Linked DNA regions of Mus musculus: region 2 is linked to region 1. The links are chromatin loops, found by intact Hi-C in ENCODE. Cell type or tissue: heart. All regions are shown on one strand. Links, peaks and the distances in the headings refer to the core of each region. The heading gives the core; the rest is flanking DNA. Region 1 holds the start of Ttc39b (tetratricopeptide repeat domain 39B). Region 2 overlaps Ttc39b (tetratricopeptide repeat domain 39B).

Region 1 (8,329 bases), core at 136-8,135:
TAGGGTGGCCAGCACTCCCTACTCCCTGTACTGAATGCACCCCAGTCTTACTACCCTTGCTCTAGAGCCTACATTATAGAATCCTACCTGACCCCCAGGCAGACTGGTTACTTGGGTAACTACTCATCATTTACTAAGCCGTGAGCTCTTCTAGGACACTAACTAGCTCCTTCAATGAGTCCCAGTCTCATTCTAAAACAATTGTGGCAATCAGTTGTACTAAAATGTCATCGGGCTGATCAGAGTCACACGCCAGTCATCCCAATACTGAGAAGGCAGAGGCAGTATGTGGGAGTTTGAGGCCAGCCTAGTCTATAAAGTCAAGTTCCTACCCAGTCACAATACATAGCAAGACTCCATCTGTAAAAAAAACATCCCGAACAGGCCATAAAAATCATCCTAAGCCATTTCTTCACATGATTCAGTGTTTTGTAAGGTTTTTGTTTTCATTATCACTTCCTTAAGTCGCTCTTTTAGATGCTTTCCTATTTGCACCTGCCCATAAAATTTTAATAACATGTATGTATTGTGTAAGAGAATATAAATGGCTTAATTTTCCTACTCAATAATGAGTTCAAAATAACTAAAACTGTAAATGTTAAATCCAAATTTTACAGCTATTAGTAACTTAATAACTGTATTTACTGAATGACTTTCAATTTGAAATGCAATTCATATATATGTGTGTGTAATTGTGTACACAAATTGTTCATTTCTATTAAATCACCAATGTACATAAAAATAAAATAATTCTAAAAAAAAAATGAAATGTGTACTGGCTGGTTTTATGTGTCAACTTGACACAGGCTGGGGTTATCACAGAGAAAGGAGCTTCAGTTGAGGAAATGCCTCCATGAGATCCAACTGTAAGGCATTTTCTCAATTAGTGATCAAGGGGGAAAGGCCCCTTGTGGGTGGGACCATCTCTGGGCTGGTAGTCTTGGTTCTATAAGAGAGCAGGCTGAGCAAGCCAGGGGAAGCAAGCCTGTAAGTAACATCCCTCCATGGCCTCTGCCTCAACTCCTGCTTTCTGACCTGCTTGAGTTCCAGTCCTGACTTCCTTGGTGATGAACAGCAGTGTGGAAGTGTAAGCTGAATAAACCCTTTCCTCCCCACCTTGCTTCTTGGTCATGATGTTTGTGCAGGAATAGAAACCCTGACTAAGACAAAATGCAACCATACTTCTCTTTACAGAATCTAAACAGTTATTTTAAATAAATTTATTTTTATTTAATGAGCATTGACTGGTGTTTTCTCTGCATGTATATCTGTATGAGGCTGTTGGATCCCCTGGAACTGAAAGTTACAGACACTTGTGAGCTGCCATATGGGTGCTGAAAAATTGAACGTGGGTCCTCCGGAAGAGCAGCCAGTGCTCTTAATCACAGAGTCATCTCTCCAGCCCCCTCTTAAGTCATTTAAAAAGCTGAGCAATGGTGGCGCACGCCTTTAATCCCAGCACTTGGGAGGCAGAGGCAGGAAGATCTCTGAGTCCGAGGCCAGCCTGGTCTACAGAGTGAGTTCCAGGCCAGCCAGGGCTACACAGAGAAACCCTGTCTCAAAAAACCAAGAAAGAAAGAAAGAAAGAAAGAAAGAAAGAAAGAAAGAAAGAAAGAGGGAGGAAGGAAGAGTCAATCATTTAAAAATCTGTTTAAAAACCAAAATCCACCCAAGAGATACTATAAGTTTCCCCACCACTATCATTTCTGTGGGTACTTAGGAAGAAAAGTATTCTCATAGTATTAGTCATGACCTCAAAAAAGATCTCCCTCCCCACCTACCCTCCCACCCCACCCCCAAAAAACCCCTAACACTAGAACATTTAAGATGTTCCTAGCCCTAACTCCTCAGGACCAGGAACCTGACTAAGCCCTCAGGGGCTGAGGGACTTAGCAGTCAGTTGTGGATGAGGCTCCTTCTGTCAGGATCTCCCAGTCAGCACTAGCTTGGCACCTAAGATCAGAGGTTTGCCATTTTAACGTCTGAATGGCCAGCCGTAAATTAACCCCACACACATACCCAAAAGTGAGGCAACGAGATTAGAACCTTCTCAGCTACAATGCTTCGGTCCCTTTTCACCTCTCAAAAGCATCAAACAATGGCCAGGAAGAAAGCAAAGTGCCCTGGAGGGTGTGAAAGCCTGGGATAAGCTCCCTCCGGTCTACTCACACACCTGGTGAACCTGACAGTCTTCCACACTCACGGTGGAGCTCAGTTTTGGTTTGTTTGTTCTTGGTTTGGTTTGGTTTTGTTTTTTCTTTCTTCCTCCCCTAACACCTCCCCCCCCCCCCCCAGACAGGGTTTCTCTGGGTAACAGAGCCCTAGCTGTCCTGGAACAGGATCTATATATACCAGGCTGACCTTGAACTCAAGAGATTCGCCTGTCTCTGCCTTCTGGGTGCTGGGATTGAAGAGGCATGTGCCACCACTGCCTAGTGAGGTAGAGTTCTTTAATCCACTTACAATTAGGAATATTTTACAAGTACTTCAAGCATACCTACAACACCCTACTGTACACCTGCTCGTTCACCCTAAATGGGTCCACACATGACTTCTCTCCCTGGCACTCTGGGAGACCTAGACATCCAAAGCTGTACCTTCTCTCTCTAAGGTAGCAAACTTAAGCAAAGAGTACTTAAGCACTCAGTAGAGAGTGGATAAACGTATGCCCACATACTTGTCCACCATGAGGGTAAAACATAGATTTGGCAGGAACAAAAAGTCCCTTTGTGCCTTGTCCATCATTGGGAGCTTATCAGTAATAAGGCAAAAACTGAGGTCTGATGGAGGCATATCTTTTCTGCAGTCATGCAGTCACTCAACAAACATGTATTCAAGTCTTTGTGCCAGGCTGTCTGCTGCTCTGATACCTAACTTCGACATGAGCTCTTGAGTTTGTTTTATTGGCAGTTGACAGAGTAACCTTCATCTCAATATGCCAAGACAATCCCATTTAACATCTACTGTTATGGCTTGCATTTCTTCAACAGTGAGCCAGAGTCAGAAATACCACTCTATAGTTAGGAGCTACTCTGGGTCTTGATTGTTTTTTTTTTTTTTTCTTTATTACGGAAGAAAAAAAAATATCCATGCTAGTCGATTTTTCTATGTGTCTAGACCTGGTTAGCCTTGAATTTGTGATTCTCCTGACTCAGCCATCTGAGTGCTGAGATTACAGACCAGGCTCAGGATTGTTCTTTCATTTTCAATACAAATAGATTAAATGGTTATGGACAGGGAAGCAGCTGGAGACAAGCCTGGGATAAGCTATTGAGACTGTACAACAGCCTCCATCATGCCAAGACTGTGGCTATTTAATGTATACACAAGAGGGAACGTTAGAAACTCTTGAGGAAGTAGTAGATGGTCAAAGTACCGTAGTAGTGTGTTACCTGGATTACGAATGTAAAATTTAAAAGCGCAGGCAACAGGCCATGCCAAAAGACTGCCTAAAGCTATAAATAAAAGTTGTCACAGAAGAAAATAGTAACAAATATTCTATCTCATTGTTTGCCTTGTGTGTCCTTAGAAGGTCCAGCAACACATCCATGCCCCCTGGGCAAGCGCTAATTCCCTGGTGTGTGGTCTTGGGCCCACACCGCAAGGCTGGTCCTCAGAAAGCTCTGGTTCGCCGCCTTAACTGTCTGTAGCATAAAGATTGATCCTTGGGGTTTTGATCGGTTCTTAATGTCAACATTTAAAGCACAGTATTTACTCGTTACCAGGATCTTCTGGCAGTAAAGACCGAATCCTAACTCACTCGCCTCCTCCACATCACCCATCTATTGCATCATTGGAAATCAAGGCTTTCTCAGGCCGCGACTTGTAAAATTCAAGTCAGGTAAAATGGCAGCAGAGGCGGCGGCAGGAGCCTGACCCTCAACTTGAGAGCAGAGCGCGCGCTCCCAGCAGCAGCTGAAGGAAGCGCTGAAATCAACAGGTCGGGCGCCCCCGCCCGGGAGCGTTCAGACCCCGGCGCCGCGCGAGGACCCGGTAGGTCACTTCGGTAGCCTAGAGAGGCGAGGCCGCCGGCGATTCTGGACAAGGGACCTTTCCCGGCCGCGGGGCTCAGGCTCCGGCCCTCGGTCCCGGGGTGACTAGACAGCCGTACCCCACCCGCCCGGCGGACACCTCGCGGAACTTCCACAGAAAGCGACACAGAAGTCGAGTCCAGAACGGTTCCGCAAAAGCCCATAGGGTCCAAGGAGGCTCAGGCTGGCCCGGGCTGCTCTGCCTGGCCCCGTGGGACGCTCCTCGGCGTGAAGGACAGCCCTGCCCACCCTCCGTGCCAGCGGAGGCTCCGCATCCCTCCCACGCCCGCCGGTGCCCGCCGGTGCCCGGACCAGCCCGCTCTGCCTGTCCTCGCACCTCGTCCGCGTCCAATTCCACTCGGCTGCCCACGAGCGCCATGTTCCCCTCCGCGGCGGCCGCACACCCACAGGGAACTCAGAACCGACTCTTTTCTGGCTCTGGGTTCAGCCCAGCACGGGTGGAGGAGGAACCAGGCGGCCCCGAGCGACCGGACCGAGCTGTCCCCGCCCCCGGCGCCGCGGTATCCACTGCGCACCCAGTACCCCAGCGGATGCCAGGCTAATGCCCCGCCCCCTCGCCGGATAGCCCCGCCCCGGCACGCGGCCTCCTTAGAGAGCAGCCAACCAGGTTCCGTGGGGAGGAGTCACCCACAGAGTCAGCGGGTGCTCGGGAAAAGGACCTCTGGGGTACTGGCCTCCCTAGAGGATTGGCAGGAGCCTGGCGCCGTGACTGGAGCGCGCAGAGCTGACAACCCAAGGTCGTGGCTGCGCTCCCTCTGTGGCTAGTGGTCCACCTGGTCCTTGGTCTGGAACCAGAGCGTTTACTTCGCCCAGAGGACAGAGCATCTGACAGATGCAGCTAGAGGACAGCTATGGGTCACTGGTCACCTAGAGGCATCTGACACATCACATGCCCAAGTCGCTGTGTCAAGAACATCCTCTCCAAGAGATAGGAGCTCTGTTTTGCCTCTGTGTTTGCGAAGTAACGGCTTCGGTGTAACTCAGAGCCCTGTACATCTCCCAGCACGGTCCAGGTTTTTATTGCTACACCATCTCTCACTCAGCCTTCTGTAAATCCAAATAGACATAATTTGTGCTTCAATTATCCATGAGGATAAGGATGCTGTCTTTTTCTATGCTATATCCCTAGAACCTAGAACAATGTTTTTTGACTGTATTTAGAAATTGATTCCTGTTTCTGACTTGCAAAATAACTGAGCTATCCAACTGGGAAAAAAAAAGTTAAAACTATAAATATTTAGGGTTGAGAGTCAGTTTTATTTTAAACTCCCCTAACGGTGTAATTTGGTAACAAATGTTACAAGACACCCCACTCATATAGAGCATCCCAAAAATGTCCTATCCCTGTTCTGTGGTGTCCCCAGACACCAAACTTCTATCGTTGCTATCACCCCATCTCTCCCCACTTTGTTGTATGCAGTCATTTACATACTCAGTATCTATCTGATTTATGAAATACGGCTTATCGGTCTGTAAACATAAAAACAGGAAACTAATTGTAATTGAGAACTAATCGTGTACTAGGACTATGCTGGGGCCCTTGTATGTTTTGTCTCACTTATTCTCATAGGAAGAGGGACACTGTTTAGTAAGAGTTTAAGTCACTTTCCTAGGGTCAGGCTGCTAAGTAAAACAGTGATGCCAGAATCAGAAACGCAGTCTGGCGGCAGCACCTGGCTAATAGCCGGTCTCTCTGTGACTACAGCCAACCTTCTTTTCTCCCTGTGGATTTCAGGAGACTAGCTGAGAGGAGGCCTATTAACACACATTTCCCAGGAGTCACCATGGCATCCTTGATACCAGCTTCATGATGTTATTGTCTCCAAGTGTCTTTGACACAGCAGCAGTTAAGACCAATGAAGGTAAAAACTCCTCCTGGTCAAGAGAATACTAGATATTAATCTGGTTGGAGAATTGACATTTTTGTAAGGCATGTCAATCATCTGGCTAAGACACTGCCCCTTAGAAGGCGGGTTCTTCTGTAGCCACGTTAAAAAGGTAAGTGGAATGCTTCTTTCTTTAATGAGATAATGCACTGTACATACACACAGTCTCTTACAGAGCAGCCGGCATGCAGTTTCCTGAGTCTGCCCGCTTTTCCGAGTTACTCAGAAAAGCTAAACTTTTCCTTTTCTTCTCTTTTCTAAGCCTATGGTCTCTAAGCATAGCTCCTCCCCATCGTGGGTCTCACCTCCATGATGAGTTGGTTTTTGGTTTTTGTTCGTTTTGGGTTTTTTTTTTTCCTTCTCCTTTTGCCTCCTCTGAGAAGAACCTGAGATTTTCAGTTCACCTGCCTTGGAGTTTTATTTCTTCTAAACTCTCAGAAAATTGTCCTCTAGCTTCCAATTGAGTCCACTCTTAAATTATTTTATCGATGAAACTAAGAACCCCCAAGAGGAGACCTTGATTTTCTCAGTATTGGTTAGCTACTATGAAGGGATGCCCAAAAATTCTAGTAACACCTTTGTAACCATTTTGTAACCAGACTGGGAGGGAGGGTGATTGTCTACAAAGACAAATAAACAAGCATGTGTGCCCCTCTAATTGTCTCTCAGACTATCAAAACAAAGGATCTCAAAAACTCAGAACTCCCTTCAGGATTCTCATCCTGGAAGGAGAGAGAGCCTGAGGCAGGAGTTCTCATTCTGTGGTAGAATGACCTTTTCACAGAGGTTGCCCAGACCATCAGAAAATACGGATATTTACATTACAATTCATAACAGTAGCAAAATTACAGTTATAAAGTAGCAACAAAAATAATTTTATGGTTGGGGGGTCACCACAACATAAGGTGTTAAAGAGTCAGAGCAATGGAAGATTGAAAATCACTGGCCTAAAGCAGGAGCCAGCCAGAAGGGAAACTTTTCTCAGAAAGAGATTTACAACTTGTCAGACCATTTTACAAAAACAAGGATGGGGTGTCCAGATTCACAGACCTCTGGTGCTCTACTGAAACCTTAACTACATTTCAGGCTCTTCCTCTCAAAGATGGCCCTGGGGCAAGGGGAGTTGGGAGGACTGTTACTCTGGATCTCTTTGTCCCTCTTCTCAATGTGGCCACATTGAATGAATCTCCTTTTTCTGCTCCTCACCATTAATTTGGTTTAGGAAATATGGGTGATTGAACTTGGCCTGCTGGGATACAGGTCATGACTGGGGCTGTAACAGTTCCTAAATATAACAGGAAAAGAATGGGTTTGGTTGAGGTGACAGCCACTAGTTAAGCACCTTGCTGGCTGGAAATGTAGCTCAGCTAAGAAAAGGCTCCAGTAACATGGAGGACGGATGGCCTGGGCGTATCCCAGTACTGCTGAGACCTAGTGTGGTGACACACACCTTTTATCTGAACTCTGAAGATACAAGAGGGTCAGAAGTTTAAGGTCATCTTCCACTATATATCAAGTTAGAGGCCACTCTGGGGACTACATGGATTCTTGACTCAAAAGGAAATTATTACATTGTACTCTTAGAATGGGTCAATTTTATCGTTACACACACACACATATATATATATAATACATTATATATATACATATAGTATACATATATACATATTGTTAAATATACACATATATATGAGGCTGGTATTAGAAGTACATTCTTTTTTAAAGATTTGTTTATTTATTTATTTATTTATTTATTTATTTATTATTACAGTGCACTTAACCACTGAGCCATCTCTCTAGCCCTAGAAGTATATTTTTAAGTTGCTTAGAAACAGACATGTGGGCTAGAAAGGACTTAGGTGTCATTTAGTGCCTATGAACCACCATAATACCAATGAAAATTTCTGTCACCTTCTCAGCCACCCCACCCTACCTCTACCTCTGGCTTCTGCTTCACTTTCGGAGAGCTCGATTTCCTGTCTGGACCAGCCTCTGCACTATTACTCACGCCTGATGCTCCCTTTTAAAGGTCATTGCTTCCTGTGTGAACAGTTTGTTTTGATGGGAAATTATCTTATTGGTGACTTCCTCTCCCATTTGCTTGTTATCTTCATATCACATTGCTTTCCAGTGTTCAAGAGACATCAAAACGTGTGGCACTAATTACAGACCTACTTATGTCATAATACAAATCAAGTTTAGGTTTTAAAAACTTTCTTTTTATAAGCTTGGGTTAGGTGGAGGATTGCTGGGTATATAGATCAGAGATTAATCCTAAAGTCCTATATGCTCTCAGTTCAGGTGGTAGCCACTGGGACATCTAGGTGCTGGCTTTTTGCTCTGAGCTTTTTGCTCGGCTTTCTTTTGCAGCATTAGTAGCTTTGTAAGATC
Region 2 (8,329 bases), core at 140-8,139, 63 kb before region 1:
AGACACCACCAGGACACGGTGTTGTCTGTGTGCATCCTGGCACTGCCACCAGTCACGATCCAGTCTCCAGGACGCCTTCCCTCAGAGTATGCCTCTGGGTTTTCAGGACCTTCACAGGAATGCCAACTAGCAGATGATTTTCACCACCTGACTAGCCGAGTCCTAGGTTATGCCCTTCCCTCGCCCAGCCTTTTGAGCAGGCTAAACAGATCTTGAGTGTGTGCCACAGTGGGCTTTCTGACCTAGGTGGAGTCGTCCTCCTTGCTGCACCTGCAACTTCCTACAGGAATTCAGAGGAATAGACTGCCCGCTGAGCTTACTTTGCAACATAATCCAGCTGAAACAAAAGATGGGTTTGGTGCTGCAGAATTAAACTTTGAGCCAAGCTCTGAACCTTTGACTTGGCTTCGCCCTTCTCTCATACCCGTCCTTTCATTTCCAGCCCCGCTTTCAGGTAAACCCAGTTCACCCATGGCCGCTGGACAGCTACACTGGGTAACTGCTACAAAGTGACAACCGCCTGGGGTTATCAATGCCAATGCCACCTTGAGAACAGATGACTGGCCTGGGGCAGGAGAGGGGAAGGGAAAGGTCAGCACTGGTTGAGGACCAGAAGATAGAAGGCAAGAAAGTGCAGGCGCCCTCCCAAAGGGGCAATGGGGAGCCTCTGGCTATAGCATGAGGTTCCTGAGGGGAGGGGAGGAGAAGGCAGCAGGCTGGCACAGGGGCAGTGCCGAAGGCTACAGTTGGCGGTGGGCTAAACAGCAGGTCCTCATCAAGGCCTGAGCAGAAGGGCGACTAAACCAAAGACAGACAGACTTTGGTATCCAATAATACAAAGGATATGAGACAAAGCAGGGAGAGTCTGGACTCTGTAATTCCCGTGTAAGTATTCTCCCTACCGACTCTCTTCCCACATTCCAAGCTCTGCACCTCACTTAAGCATCGCACTCTCTGAAATGAGCTGTTCAGCACCAGCCACCAGTCATGGGAGGAGAGGAGCAAGAGTGTTCCACACCAGGTCCATGAAAACCGCCATGGAGATACTCATTCCTGAACACAGAGAGAAACTGGACCATGCAAACAAAAATTACCAACAGGAAAACAAATCCTATACTAAAGCGACAGTGTGCTGCCGTGCCCTGTTGTTCTGGTTTGGTTTTTGCCAACCTATCATAAATTAGTTATCTAGAGAGAAGAAACTCAATGGGAGAAACTAACCTCCATCAGGCTGCCTATAGGCCAGTCTGCGGAGCATTTTCTTGATGGATGATTGGCCCAGCAGGTGGTCCTGGGTGGTTTTAGTTCCTGCCTCAGCTTCCCCTGATAAGGGACTGTAATGCATCCTCCCCATCTTGATTTTGGTCAGGGTGTTTGTCACACCAATTGAAAGCAAACTAAAACACCCTTCAAACTTAAAAGTCTGTTTAGGATGCCCTCAGAAGCAAAAACACTGGAAATAAGATGGAACTTCATGTATTTCGCTTTATTCCTTCACTGTGACTGATTTACACTGAGTAATTTCTTCACCAACATACACCTTAATTGTAAATTCCTTAGTCCATGAAAAAATTCATGGTGCACTCAAAAAGCTAGCTAAACATCCTTTTTGTACTAATCTAAAGATATTTATAGTTCAGAATAAGCTACAGACATGGGCCAGTTAATTTTTCAATATTTAGTGGAAAGTCCAGATTTCCTAACTTGCTCTGTTTAAAGGCAACAAGGGGAAACCAGAGCACAGCATCGCTGACTTTCCACACGTGATCCATCAGCCATGTAAGGTGTTTCCCAGCCCTCCACGGGAGAACATGGGGACAGCGGAAGAGCAGTGGTTTAGGAAAAGCAGACCAGTTCCCATGCTGCTCTGACAGCTGGATCACCTTGGCCTTTCTCTCTGTGGACATCAGTTAAACACAAAAGGGGGAGAGGGGGATAATGCTAAGGAATGCACCAAGAGGGTGCCTGGCACACAGAGAACACTTCAAAAAAAAATAGAGCATTAACATGTTTTAGAATTATTTATTCTCACACCAAAAATACCATGTCATTCCTCTTAAAACTAAGGTTTAAAACTCTCCAGTGTCACCTTCACACCACAAAGAAAAAGGGAAGCAGTCACCAATGGACCAGGGAAGGAGTCACATGGGGTTCCCAGGAAGGAAAAGGCAATGCAAGTCATACTGGGGCCAGTTCAGTCTCATGGATTGTCTCGGAAACACTTTAGGCCTCCCAGTACCAGCTCTTGTTCTTAGGGATGCTCGGAGATCAGTTTCTGATGAAAAAGAAGATAGGTTTCAACTGCTGACAGTAACCAACAAAATACCATCAGTTTCTGCCATGGTTGAGTCAATACTCTTTTCTAGTAAGTCCTAAACACAAGGGACGTGTCACAGTCCTGTCCTGTGATCAACACTGAGAGCTCACATCACTAACTTCTCCAATGGCCCAAACAAGCTGACAACACTCCTACAGGACAAACGGAGCCCCATGGTAAATCTCTCTCCAGGTGTGTGCAGTGTCCACTTGACATTAGGTCTGTCCTGCCTTGACAGCCATCCCCAGAGCTGTGCTCGCTTCCCCAAACCGCAGCTGCTCCAGGGTTTGCACTAATCATCTCTTCCAAAACACAGGCTTGAAAGTGACACTAGAGTCCCTGGATGCCCCCTGGTGATGACGCACCCTTCTGTTGAGGGCTGATTAGGGCTACTTCTCCCCTCATCTTAGAGGGAATAGGGAACAATGGGTGATGATGTTCCTCCCAGCTATCTGGCTGAGTGCTTTCCTGGACTCCTGATTATTCTTAAAGCCCACAAGCCAAACATCTTCATCAGCTATGTAGACGAGCACTGTCACTTCAAGGTATAAACTTTATCCAGATACACCTTTAATCTCAGCACTTGGGAGACAGAGACAGGTGGATCTCTGTGAGTTCAAGGTCAGCCTGGTCTACAGAGTGAATTCAGACCAGGGTGGAACCCATAGGAAGACCCTGTCTGAAAAACAAAACAGTACTTTCACCTTGGAAAAACATTAATAGTCTGTAGAAAATGAAACCCTCCAACGATAGTTGAATATAGTTTGAGGGGGGAAAATGCCAATACCTATCAATATTGTAAAATTATAAACCCTTGGTTCCAGTTATTCTACTTTTAGAAAACTGTCTCATGAAGTACTTGAAAGAATACACAAATATATATATATATATATATATATATATATATATATACACACACACACACACACACAAGGATTTTAGGACAACAATATTTGTTAACAGGAAAAAAATTAAAACCATAGAGCTGTCCAAAAATTAAAACCATAGAGCTGTCCTTCAGTGATGAAAGAACAATCACGTTGCTGTACCGAGTACCATCCCATTTCACAACTGCACAGCTCCAAACAGAGAAAACGCATTTACGGACACTGGTGTGGGGCAAGATCACATTGTAGCACAAGTGTGTGGTTCAATGTTTGAAAAAAAAAAAAGAGCAAGTGAAAAACAAACTGCGCGCGTCCCTTATATGCATTTCTGTTTGCACAAATGTGTACACAGCTTCAAAGTCAACCAGGGACCAGGGTGAGCTGGGAAAAGGAAAGGCCACTTCCTTCATTCTCTACACTTCAGTGATGGTTCAGGGGCTCTTAGCCTCTAGAAGACAGAGAGACCAAGCCTCAGTGGATGCTTACCTTCACTCAGTTGTTCCAGGGACCCTCGAGAAAGGAGACTTGAGAAAGACTCGACAACTGTGCATTTCTTCCTGTATCTGCATTGAAGACAAGGGCAAAGATCAGCATCAGGCGAAGCTCACTGTCACTGGTGATCCTTTCAATCACAGCAAGATGTCGCCACATGGCAATTCCTAGTCCCTCTGCAAGGCCAGGCCTCCCTCCTCTGCATACAGTGCCTAGTCCTGAACCACCAACCATGAGCACTCAGCCTACTAAGGGTGGTGTAGAGGAGCCCACAGGCCCACTGCATACGAACCTCCCCTCCTTTGTGGATGAAAGCAGAATGCCTGAGGTAAGTGCCTCCACTTACCTCAGAAAAGAGTGGACTGAAAGTGCAGTCAGGAAAATGTTCTCCATTTGAGATTATAACAAAGTCACATGACGATTCATCTTAGCCACATTAAAATTCACCAATATAAGTAAGAGCCTTCACGATGGCCTTCTACATGCAGAGTACAGCTGAGAACTGACACTCTCATTCCAACAAATCAAGTGTCCAAAGGCATCCTCGGGCAAATAAAAGTTCCCTTCTGAGTGTGCAATTTCTCCCACATAGAACAGGTGCACTCCCTGTTTGACTTGACATGGCACCCAGTTCTTAACCAACCTACCGCAAAAGAACTAGAAAGATGCTCTCTGCTAGCCCTTCTGAAGCCTCCCTCAGACTTGTACCATAGCTCAGGCCCCATGTACCCAGCAGAGGGCACAGGTGCTAAGTGGGAGCTGTATTATAATTCCACTGCATAGAACGGAACTGTCCAAGACACTTTAAATCTCAAGTCCTGCTCCATAGCTCTGGCTAACCTCAAACCAACCCCTTACTTCAGCGACCTGCATTCACTTGGCACTCTGGCGGGAAGGCAGGGGTTGTCTTAGCTCGGATATAAATTACTCAGTCATACTTTTGGCAGGTTTGTAAAGCGTCCTTCATGGCAGAGATGCCATTCTGGATGTCCTGCTGCTCGAAGGTCATGACAGCCTGCAACACCACAATGGTGCTGTAGCCCAAGGCGTGGTACATGCTCTCCTTGGCCCTGGAAAAAACACAGCCGGTGAGTACATCTCAGTACAATGGAAAGGAAAGACACAAAAGCCCAGGTTTTTTCTGATACCAACAATACCTAATCCTCACCGTGTATATCTCAACTTCTCCTCCATAGTTACTGAAATGATACAAGCTCCAAAAAGCCTGCTTTAAAACCTCAAGTATCAATTGAAACCCACACAGTAGAATGAAGTGCTGGGGACAACATGCCTTTCCCTGATTCAACACAAGGGGGCAGCCTCTGGACTTTTTTTCCTCGGAAAAAGTTTATAAGCAAAGCTATTTTTTTTTCCCCAGTTGAATGGGGGCAGTGCACCACCTTAAAATCTGAAAAGGGTGAGGCTTGGTGACACACAGCTGATCTTAGCATCCAGAGAAGCAGAAAGAGGAGCTCAGGAACTCAAGGTCCTCTTCTGTGAGTCTGAGGCCAGCCTGGGCTACTTGAACCTTATCTAAAAAAGGAGGATGGAGGGAGAAAAAATCTAAGGGAGGGGGATGAGGCAAGGCAAGGCGAGTCGAGGCGAGGCGAAACTTTAATGTGATATGAAGAAAAAGTGCCTTTAAAACTGTTCTCTCCTTTCCAGTCAAAGCCAAGAGGAAGCAAGATTTTTGCACTAAATTAGGTCACGCACAGAGAGACCTGAGAGAGTAGCCCTTAGGATCTAATATCTGAGGGTCCTGAGGAAAGCTCCTAACAGTGGGGTAACCAGGCTCTGGTCACTGCCTGAGCGTGCTAGCTCCTCTCAAAGCCTCTTACCTGACCATCTATGTTTCAACATCCTGAGGCAACCTTATTCCTTTTGTTCTTCCTCACACAGAGTCTAAATAAAGAGCCTTTGTCCTGAATGAAGGCACTGCCCGCCCACCCCAGTTATCACCCCAGTTATCAGTGGCAGTTCAAACCTCACACTCAAGTGGGGTGGAAAAGGAATTTTAACAATGAACTGTGCATAAAGATCAGAGACCATGAAATCAATAATTTATTTTTATGCTATTTTATAAGCACATTGTATAAGTGAAAGAGGGTTTGTTTAAAAAAAATAAATAAATAAAGGACACAGAGACACTGAGTCAGAATCGAGAGCTAAAGAGCAGCAAAGCCAGGCAGACCGAAGATGATGAAGGAAGCAGGGGTCCAGTAGACGACAGGCAAGTCTTAGGGACACTGCTGGCCACTTGACATGAGGGATCAGGTCCCCCCAGTTCAGCATCAAAGAAGCTTCCCCCGTCCCCCTAGACGCTGAGTCTGGAGACCACTACAAGATCACTTCTGCAAAGTCCACATCACATACACAGCTGGGGCCAGTGAGCAGGTAGGGTGTGTGTGTGTGTGGGGGGGGGGGTGCTGCCAAGCCTGAAAGCGCAGCGTTAGTAACTTCCATGACAACAGTAGCGAGCCTTCATCATATTCCTATTCTCTGAGATTTGATCTTAGCACTGGGATTACGCATCTCTAGTTATTCCCCTGCTGGCTTCAAAGGCAACGCTGGTCAGAGATTCTCCAAAACCATGGAGACGACGCCCCAGCACGCGTAGAGGCTAGGGTGTAAGCATCGGAAAATTTCTCCTGACCCAATATGAAACAACACTTCTTTAAAGCTGATTGACCGGATGGGTCCCATTCAAACTAGCTTATACACACTGAGGCAGGCACAGACACGGGAACATACAAACACGACATCAGAAAAACACATAAAATATCAACTGAGAAATAGAGTTAATTACCATGGACGTAGCAACTCTAGGGCATCTTTAAATTTGTTACTTAGAAATAAGTTCAGTGCCTCTGCACACTCCTCCAGGCCGCTCTTGAGATCCACCTTGGCTGATGAACTGAAGAGAAAAAGGAAAAGACATGGGAGTTTGGTAACTTTTACTATTAGCTCCTTGCCCCGGGAGCTAATAGTAAAAGTAGGGCTGGAGACCAGCTGACATCCCCCCTCCCCCTCCTTTGGTGCTTCTCAATGCTGGGGCAAAGAAGCTTCCCCCATCCTCTGTAAGGCCAATGCTCTGAGCCTATAAGAAACAGGTGGATAGAAAAGAGGCACAAGTGTGCACTGCACACACAGACATGGCAAGGCTGAACTCTGGGTGCCCAATTACCCTCATTAACACTGAGATGCAGATAAGTCTATGCAGGAGAGAGGGAAGTAGAGCCAGAGACAACCAATGATTTTGTTTTTCTGGAGTTTGCTCTTTGAAACAGGGTCTCACACCACAGCCCAGGCTGGTCTGGACCTCAAGGCCCAATTCTCCTGCCCTAGCCTCTGAGTGCTTTCATCATAGCCATAAAACTCTGAACTTCATTTCCCTGAAAAATCCTTCTGGCCGGCCAAGGCAGTTGGTGTCCACTCGAGTCTTTTTTCCTCTGGCTCTTCTTCCTAAGTGGGAAGGAGGGGAGGGGGCACACAGCACTGCATTCTCTCTGGAATAATCTCTCTTATCAGACAGGGGCCCTTCAAAGAAGGTTCCTCCTTGTTCTTCCAAAAGGAAACAGGAAAAGAAAATGACATCCCAAAATATGGTGCCTTGCCACGCTGACCACTAACGGAGCTTAGAACCCATGTCTCTTAGGCCTTCTCCCATTTCCTTTTACCTTCCTTCTTTTCATTCTTTTTAACTGGAGTCCTGGCCTAAAGCTCACTAAGTAACCCAGACCAGCCGAGAACTGATGTAATCTACCTGCCTTGGCTTCCTAAGTACATACTACCACTCTTACATTCTAGGGCATCATTTTCTAACAACACCAACTCTGTCTATAACATAGCTGGGCCTCAACTTCCTTATCTGTAAAATGGGAGCACAGCAATCTATTTCCTGGGGCAGTTTTGAGAAAGTTTGACCAACAAACAAGTGCCCATAGTAGGCACCAACTACATGAGGGGTTGGGAGGGCAAAGGTCACAGGCACGGAGGCCTAATTCTGAGGATGACTGTGACTGAAAGATGCTCCCTAACTATTATACAGTGGGGTGACTCATGGGAATATCTAGGTTGCAGGGAGGAGGACTTCTAGGCTGCATATGCTGCAAGCAAGACAGAAAATGAGAGAAATGACAGAAACTAGGCCAAAGTCAGAGACTATAGTGTCAGAGGGGGTGGATTCTATCCTAAGAACAAAGCCAAGTGCACTGTCTCAGAAATCCTGTCCCCCAGCAGATGTGGGGAGCACACCTTTAGTCCCAGCTCTCGAAAGGCAGAGGCAAGCAGATCTCTCTGAGTTTGAAACCAGCCTGGTCTACAAAGCAAGCTCCAGGCCAGCCAGGGCTACACTGTCTTAAACAAAACAAAACAAAACAAAACAAAACAAAACAAAACAAAACAAAACAAAACAAAACAAAATGTCGGTGTGCCCCAGGCTTCTCTCTGAGGTTTTGCACCACCCCTCAATGTGATCTGCAGAGAAAGGCCCTGTTTTAATAATCTCTCACACATAAATTAGTCAAAATCTAGTAATATTTGCTTAGTAGGTATCAGCTGCTGCTGCAAAAGCCAGAGAAGACAAAAATTCGAATGCAAAAAAGGATAAAAATGTGATTGAATTATACACTGA

What was found. A loop is a pair of places that touch in the nucleus more often than their neighbours do. Peaks named below come from ENCODE experiments on the same cell type or tissue, not always from the same donor. Only the 100,000 strongest peaks of a DNase experiment are listed, where the experiment ranks them.
Region 2: a loop joins it to region 1, with 5 times the contacts of the local background. A loop is called at or near these places in 8 of 42 quality-filtered maps.

The regions. Positions count from the first base shown.
Region 1 is chr4:83,319,703-83,328,031 of GRCm38, forward strand. Ttc39b (tetratricopeptide repeat domain 39B) reads right to left here and starts at 4,487. Exons shown (of 20, transcript NM_027238.2): 1 at 4,369-4,487. The coding sequence starts at 4,410. It overlaps Gm42306 (a long non-coding RNA gene), which reads left to right and starts at 3,068. Exons shown (of 3, transcript XR_881382.3): 1 at 3,068-5,065; 2 at 5,788-6,050. In heart, for the core only: a CTCF peak has its summit at 3,959; DNase peaks (open chromatin) are centred at 3,989 and 4,609; H3K4me3 peaks cover 1,709 bases; H3K27ac peaks cover 1,376 bases; H3K27me3 peaks cover 835 bases.
Region 2 is chr4:83,257,192-83,265,520 of GRCm38, forward strand. Ttc39b (tetratricopeptide repeat domain 39B) reads right to left here. Exons shown (of 20, transcript NM_027238.2): 4 at 6,503-6,610; 5 at 4,635-4,766; 6 at 3,691-3,767. Among named protein-coding and RNA genes, the nearest start is that of Gm42307, 23 kb to the right of the region's middle. In heart, for the core only: a CTCF peak has its summit at 5,000 (motif pointing right); no DNase peak of the experiment used is centred there.